Regions from separate parts of the Homo sapiens genome. Here regions 1 and 2 are each linked to region 3. A link is a loop called in an ENCODE intact Hi-C map of the cell type or tissue named here. Cell type or tissue: OCI-LY7. All regions are shown on one strand.

Region 1 (2,500 bases), 58 kb before region 3:
TTGTCGCAGACCCCTGCTTCGGGGCTCCGGGGGCGGGCGCGGGCGGCTGCCCGGCCCGTTACCTGCGCCCGAGGGCTCGCCCACAGCCCGACCCTCGGCCGCCCGGTCCCGGCCCGGCGCGGAGCCCCTGCCCGGAGCCAGCCGTCGCCCGCGCGCGCCCCGCCTCGGCCGCCCGCGGGCGGGGAAGAGGCCGGCGCGGCCGCGGGCTGGCGGGCAGGGGCGGGCGCTGTTGTTTCCGCGAGCCCAACTTGGGCGCAGGTTCCGCGCCGCGGCGCCGGAGCCTGGGCCGCAGCCCGCGGGGCCGGCCGGGGGGCGGCGGCCGCGGGACGTATGCGCCCCGGGAGGAGGCGGGCGGCCGGGAGAAAGAAAGAACGGGGGGCGGGGTGGGCTGCGCGGCGTGCGGGGCCGGAGCGGCGGCCGCGCGGAGCAGGGCGGCGCGTGTGGCGCTGTGGAGAAATGTCTCCGCCGCCGCGGCGCGGAGCGAGGGAGGGGGCCGGGCGCGCGGCGCGGAGGGGAGGGGGCGGCCACGGGCCTGACTACACCGACACTAATTCCCAGGCCGCCCTTAAGGAATGAGGGGAGCACGTGACCCGCTGGGGGGGCGGCGGGGGGAGGGGGCGGGCGGACTCCGAGCCATTTTGGAGCCGGTGTCAGTTTCCACTCTGCCTTCAGCGGTGCATTTTTTTCCACCCTCCCCTCCCCCTCCTCCCCTCCCCCCGCTCGCACGCACACACACGGCGCCCCCCGCCCGCCCGCCTCCCCCACAGCAACTATGAAATAATCGTAGTATGAGAGGCAGAGATCGGGGCGAGACAATGGGGATGTGGGCGCGGGAGCCCCGTTCCGGCTTAGCAGCACCTCCCAGCCCCGCAGAATAAAACCGATCGCGCCCCCTCCGCGCGCGCCCTCCCCCGAGTGCGGAGCGGGAGGAGGCGGCGGCGGCCGAGGAGGAGGAGGAGGAGGCCCCGGAGGAGGAGGCGTTGGAGGTCGAGGCGGAGGCGGAGGAGGAGGAGGCCGAGGCGCCGGAGGAGGCCGAGGCGCCGGAGCAGGAGGAGGCCGGCCGGAGGCGGCATGAGACGAGCGTGGCGGCCGCGGCTGCTCGGGGCCGCGCTGGTTGCCCATTGACAGCGGCGTCTGCAGCTCGCTTCAAGATGGCCGCTTGGCTCGCATTCATTTTCTGCTGAACGACTTTTAACTTTCATTGTCTTTTCCGCCCGCTTCGATCGCCTCGCGCCGGCTGCTCTTTCCGGGTACGTAGGAGGCGAGGCGCCCCCGGGACGGGGCTGGGGGCCGGCGGGGGCCGCGCGGGGCTCGGGGCGGCCGCGGGTGGAAGGGGAGCCCCCCCCGCGCCCCGGCCGCGCCGCCGGGAGGGCGCTGACAGCGTGGGCGCCCGGCCCCGCGCCCCGCGCCGCCCGCCCCGCGCCTGCCGGCCCCGCGCGCCGCCCTCCCCGCGCCCGCGAGCGCGCGCCCGCCGCCGCCCGCCGACTCCCGCGGCGCCGGGACCGACCCGCAGCCCGCGCCGCGCCGCCGCCGCCAGCAGGGCTCGGCGCCGCTCCAGCCGCCGCCGCCCGCTCAGCCCCGGCGCGCCGCGCGCGGCCCCACGTTTTAGTTCCCCGCTCCCCCGGGCGCCCCTCCGCACCCTCGCGACGCACATGGCCCCCGAGAGGAGTACTGGTATTTCCAGCCTCGGCGGCTCTCCCGGCCGCAGCGCCCTTTGTTGAGAGGTAGATTTGGATGAAACGGGGACGGGTTCCTGAAATCGGGAGCTGCTTGGGTCAAGTGGCTTCCCTCCTCTCCCGAAGAAAGGGCTCTGGAGGGGCTCCAGCAGCCAGAGAACGCCCCCATTTTATAGGGACGGGTTGCGTGGGGGGCGGCCATCCCGCCAAGGTGGGTGTTAGGCTGGAGAGAGCCCCGACGAAAATGTTATTAACTTAAGTTGGGGGGACACTTGTCTGAGATTGGATGGCTGGTAAGATGGCGGTTCCCAGTTGTTTCCAAGGTCTCCTGCATTTGTGTTTAAAATGCTGAAGTTTTCAAGGTGGTGTGTGTTGGGAGTCTTGGATAAGTGCTCTGAACATCGCTTGGGAGGTGCTCCCTGGGAAGTGGGCATTTCAAATTTGGAGCTTTTTGTGGAGTGAAGATGGTGACTGGACGTTAGCTTTGCTGGAGGCTTGCTTTCTCACTACTTCTTTTTCTCCTTTTTCTTTTTTCCCCTTTTGGAGACTGCAACTTTTCTCTCGACTTCTACTAAAGGATGCACTCAGCATCATGACTCCAGTCCACTATCTTTTACAGGTTTTGCTAAATGTCAGCATAGGTCATTTGGCAAAGGGATGCTTTAGAAAAGAGCACTAAAAAGTTGATTGCATATGTTTACGCAGTCACTTGGGCTTGACAGTGATATGGCATGATCTTTTTCCCAGAGATTTACAGTTAATAATTGGAAGTAAACAAGTAGAGAGACTTTGATCATTACCACTTGCAATAAAAGGATTTAGTG
Region 2 (2,500 bases), 990 kb after region 3:
TGGAATAACATGCAGATGAACAATTTTCTTCACTGTTACAGCATATATTCGTGTGTGCACATAAACAATTAACAGATTAATATATAATATATCAAGTGGTGGTAAGTGCCATGGAGAAGAATGAAGCAAGAGAGGGAAATGAATAATGCAGCTAGTTGCAGCTGTTTCAGCAAATGTGGTTGGAGGCCACTCTAGAAAAGGATTTCCAACAGCTCAGAACAAAGTCACACAGAAGATATGTAGATGATGTAAGAAATGTTTTCTTATTAATTAGTAACTCAATTAAAAGGACATGAGCTGATAAAATGCAACAGCAAGCATTTACTAAAGGCTTGTCCAAGCTCAGGCCTAGAGAAAAACAGCAGGAAGTTCTGGGAGGTCATTCTACAAAACATGGCGATGGCTGTTGTAAACTCAGGGAATTGAGCTAAGTGAGCCCTGAAACAGCTGTCCTGCCCAACACTTCTGCCCTGTCCCCGCTCTGTTTCTGGCTGGTTTGCTGAGGTGACCCCCGTTACATGGCCCTGAGCAAGCTCCTCATCTCTCCAATGTGCAGTGTTACTTAGCAAAATGCTGAGAGCAGCACTAACCAGAAAAATCCGGTATCAGCTCCCCCAAAATCAAATATAAGGTCTGTGCAATCCACAGATCAACTCATGTGTGACCCACTAACTTTGCAAGGAAAATGTGCTTTTTATAGCATCTGGGTCAGACTCATTGAGTGGTGCATTGCGTTAAGGATTCATGCATTTCCCCCAGATTTTCTATTGCCCAGGTGGTAGGTTAGGCATTTAGATAATCTGGCTCAATGTTGTCTAAGAGGAAGGTTTTGGGAACACAATACCTAATCCTTGTTACTAAATCTTTATGAGAAAATGGGCTGAGAGAGAGCCACAGAACAAAGTTTTGGTTTGGTGTTTTGATTCCTGAAGCAAGGAGTTCTCTTTTAAGAAAAAAATAATAAATCAAGTGGGCATTGAGTGACATCTACCATCACTAGACTTTCTAAACAAGAATGAAATTCACCTATGGAGGCTGTAGATCTCTTTGCTATGTTCGTGTCTGTCCATGCCTTGCCTTTTTGTGTTTTCTCTTTCATTCTTTCTTTTTCCGTTGATAAATCACTCAATAACCATACACAAACTAGCAAAACCACATCCAGGACAGCTGGTTAACTGATATACCTTGAGGTTTTTGAAAACAAAACAGCTGAACACTTCCTCTGTGCCAAAAGAGAGGAAGTAGAGATTTTCCAGGACCCATTTAATCAGAATGATTTCCTGACTGGGGAGGTAAATTATCTATTCAGTCTTTCCCCTGTTCATCTGCTCAAAGACTATTAAAATATAGATGATATCTCAGAAAAATTAATGCAGATATAAAAGATTATTAAACTAACATTTAATTAACAAAGCAACAGTAGTTTCTATAAGCCACTACCTCTGGAAGGTCGTTTTTATCTCTCCGCTTCCCTGTCTTTGAGGCGATACTGTTCACAACTCTTTTAATGTTTGGATAAAGTCCAAGATGTTGCTGTTGGTATTGCTGAAGGTTAATTCTCAAACTCCATGGTTTGATTTGAGAAGGAAATTGTCAAGACTTCCTCTCTCTCAGGCTGGGTTTGGTTACTGGAACATTTAGGACACTTTGAGCAGCAGGTAACTGAACACCAAAATTAAACAATGCATAAATGCATTAGATTGTGAGCCTGCGAGTTTAGAGATAAGACACTATGTTCTCTGGAGGATTGGCTCAATTCAGTGGTTTTAACTCCACGTTCCTCCAACTCTCTGGACTCATCCTCAAGGCCTAGAGCAAGATGTCTGCAGCCATTCCAGGCCTCAGTTATACCAATGTCCAGAGGGAGAGAGGGTTTCCCCTCCAAAATTTCTCTCAAGAGTGTAGGGGAAGGGCCAGGCTCGGTGGCTCATGCCTGTAATCCCAGAACTTTGGGAGGCCGAGGCAGGCGGATCACCTGAGGTTGGGAGTTCAAGACCAGCCTGACCAACATGGAGAAACCCCCTCTCTGCTAAAAATACAAAAAAAAAAAAAAATAGCCGGGAGTGGTGGTGCATGCGTGTAATCCCAGCTACTTGGGAGGCTGAGGTAGGAGAATCGCTTGAACCCGGGAGGAGGAGGTTGCAGTGAGCCGAGATCGCGCCATTGTACTCCAGCCTGGGCAACAAGAGCGAAACTCCATCTAAAACAAAAGAATGTAGGGGAAAAAACCAATACCCTTTCCTCATCCATCACAAGGGTCATGGCAGATACTCCTATAACAAGAGACAGAGTAACAAGAGAAAAGCATCACAAATTTATTTAACCAAGGTTTACGTGACAGGGGAGCCTTCCAAAGTGAAGACCTGAAGACCCAGGGAAGACTGTGCTTTTGTGCTGAGTCTGATGGAAGAAGTGAACAGTTGCAGAGAAACAGGAAAGGGGTGTGATGTAATGGTAATAAACTTGTAGTGGTGGGAGCTTAGCAAGGCGTGCTTGTTCA
Region 3 (2,500 bases):
TCTATTATTTATTTTAAAAATTATTTTTGTATATTAATTAAAAAATTGTTATGTATTTACGGGGTACAAGTACAGATCTTTTTTTCTTTTCTTTTCTTTTTTTTTTTTTTTTTTTTCTTTTTGAGACAGAGTCTGACTCTGTCACCCAGACTGGAGTGCAGCGGTGCAATCTCAGCTCTCTGCAACCTCCGCCTCCTGGGTTCAAACGATTCACCCACCTCAGCCTCTCGAGTAGCTGGGATTGCAGGTGCATGCCACCACGCCTGGCTAATTTTTGTATTTTTAGTAGAGACGGGGTTTCACTATGTTGGCCAGGTTAGTCTTGAACTCCTGACCTTAGGTGATCTGCCCACTTCGGCCTCCCTAAGTTCTGGGATTACAGGCGTGAGCCAGTGCGTCTGGCCATGAGTACAGATTTCTTACATGCATACATTGCATAGTGGTGAAGTCTGGGCAGGTTTTTTTTTTTTTTTTTTAAGCAAAATGCAAAGTTATAGGTAGAGTGAAACCACAACTATGGTTGCAAATGCTATATAAAGCAGGTGGAAAACAAATGAAACAACTTCTAGATTCAAAAAGCATTACTTTGTAAAGATGTAATTCCATTTATTTTAGCTATTTTCTTCTTTACCGGGACACTCCAGACCCTCTCTGTAGTTTTGCGTTACTCGATTCAGCTTGGTCTCAGCTGTTAAAGGTCTAATGCTAAATTAGTGGTGGGGATGGGAGCTAAAATGACTTCAAATTTCCTCAGCCTATTGTTGTTCAAGGCTATAACCAAGTGTTTTTGTTTTGTTTTTTTTCTCACTTTCCTTTTGTCTGGTCTCCACTTCTTGACTTTTTCTTACCATGTTTTGAAGCTGCTTTTTACTTGAGTCCTGTGAGAGCTGCCTTCCCTCCCAGCTGATTGTAATTTCTTACTAAAGCCCTGTTAACTCCAGATCAATGGCTTATTTGACTCACTTGACTTTTTAAAGGAGCCAGAATTATTTCGCCTTTAAAGCAAATGTATGTATGTATGTTAACCCTTAAGCTCTCAAACACTCAACCCATGTGTTAGGGTTAAACTAATGGCTCTGACGATTGGGTGGAGGCAAGAAAGATAGAAATGATGAGAGTAGGAAAAATGACATTTGTGTGTGTGTGAGAAATAAAAATCACTCGAGACTTTTACATAGTAATATGCAAATTCCCCCTTTATGCTTTTCTCACTTCCACCTGCAATTGGAGATGTCAATCTCTCAGCTGAGAATGATAGCTCTAGTGAGTCACTGTTGCCTATGGAGGGATGTTGTCTTGCAGATGTGTTGGTGTAGAACAAAGCTTTTTGTGGTAGCAGCCTCCATGATGCCTGCCTCCTCTTATTCACATCCTTGTGTAGTCCCCTCCCCCGTTGCACCAATGCACTATAGCAGAGGCAATGCTATGCCACGTCCAGGCTTAGATTATAAAAGACTGAAATGTCTTTTATAATCTTGAGTCTTCTCTTTTGAATCACTTGGGTCCTCTCTTTTGAATCACTCACTTTGGAGGAAGCCTCATCATGAGCAGCCTATGTAGAGGCCCATAGGGCACAGAACTAAAGATTCCCTTTAACCCTCCCACGAGTGTGCCTGGACACATATCCTCAATTGACTACAGCCCCAGTTGACTTCTTGATTGTAGCCTAGTGATAGGTCTTGAGCCTGAACCTGGCAGGTAAGCCACTCCTAGATTCTTGACCTACAGAAACTATGAGATAATAAATGTTTGCTGTTTTAAGCTGCTAAATTTGGTGTGATGTTACATAGCAGTAGATAACTAAACCAGTTGTAAACAGCTGGGTTAGACCAAAACCTAAAGAGATTTTTCTTTGAGACAGGGTGTTGCTCTGTTGCCTAGGCTGAGTACAGTGGCATGATCACACCTCACTGTAGCCTTGACCTCCTGGGCTCAAGCAATCCTCCCACTTCAGCCTCCCGAGTAGCTGAGACTACAGGCACGTGCCACCATGTCCAGCTAAGTTTTGATTTTTTTTGGAGACAGGGTCTCTCTCTGTTTCCCATGCTGGTCTTGAACCCCTGGATGCAAGCAGTCCTCCCACCTTGGCCTCCCAAAGTGCTGGGACTACCGGAGTGAGGCACTGCGCCTGGCCAACAGATTTCTTTTACTTTGGAAGTGCTATTACCAAAATCATGCTGGAGTTACCAGTAAGTAACCAGCTTTGGTAATTGCAGCAACATATTTGTTATTATAATTTCACCCAATCATGAAAAATTTGGTTGAATGGGATGAGGAATTATTATTAACATAACATTAATATCATATAAGTGGCAGCCAATTTTAAATGTAGGTTTTGTTTGTTTGTTTGTTTGTTTGTTTTGAGACAGGGTCTTGCTCTTTTGCCCAGGCTGAAGTGAAGCAACGTGATCTTGGCTCACAGAAACTTCTGCCTCCTGGGTTCAAGGGGTCCTCCCACCTCAGCCTCCCGAGTAGCTACAGGTGCTTGCCACCATGCCTG

The links. Hi-C counts contacts between places; a loop is a spot of excess contacts. Peaks named below come from ENCODE experiments on the same cell type or tissue, not always from the same donor. Only the 100,000 strongest peaks of a DNase experiment are listed, where the experiment ranks them.
Region 1: a loop joins it to region 3, with 4 times the contacts of the local background. A loop is called at or near these places in 2 of 110 quality-filtered maps.
Region 2: a loop joins it to region 3, with 5 times the contacts of the local background. A loop is called at or near these places in 1 of 110 quality-filtered maps.

The regions. Positions count from the first base shown.
Region 1 is chr10:22,320,447-22,322,946 of GRCh38, forward strand. All of the region lies in intron 5 of COMMD3-BMI1 (COMMD3-BMI1 readthrough), which reads left to right. It overlaps BMI1 (BMI1 proto-oncogene, polycomb ring finger), which reads left to right and starts at 653. Exons shown (of 10, transcript NM_005180.9): 1 at 653-1,250. RefSeq lists silencers at 138-397, 458-627, 818-1,017. In OCI-LY7, no CTCF peak of the experiment used is centred here; DNase peaks (open chromatin) are centred at 275, 585 and 1,105; H3K4me3 peaks cover 1,579 bases.
Region 2 is chr10:23,367,854-23,370,353 of GRCh38, forward strand. No RefSeq gene overlaps it. Among named protein-coding and RNA genes, the nearest start is that of C10orf67, 24 kb to the left of the region's middle. In OCI-LY7, no CTCF peak of the experiment used is centred here; a DNase peak (open chromatin) is centred at 1,168; H3K4me3 peaks cover 1,286 bases; H3K27ac peaks cover 1,774 bases.
Region 3 is chr10:22,377,960-22,380,459 of GRCh38, forward strand. All of the region lies in intron 4 of SPAG6 (sperm associated antigen 6), which reads left to right. Among named protein-coding and RNA genes, the nearest start is that of SPAG6, 34 kb to the left of the region's middle. RefSeq lists an enhancer at 901-1,130. In OCI-LY7, no CTCF peak of the experiment used is centred here; DNase peaks (open chromatin) are centred at 202 and 1,302; H3K4me3 peaks cover 1,032 bases; H3K27ac peaks cover 1,419 bases.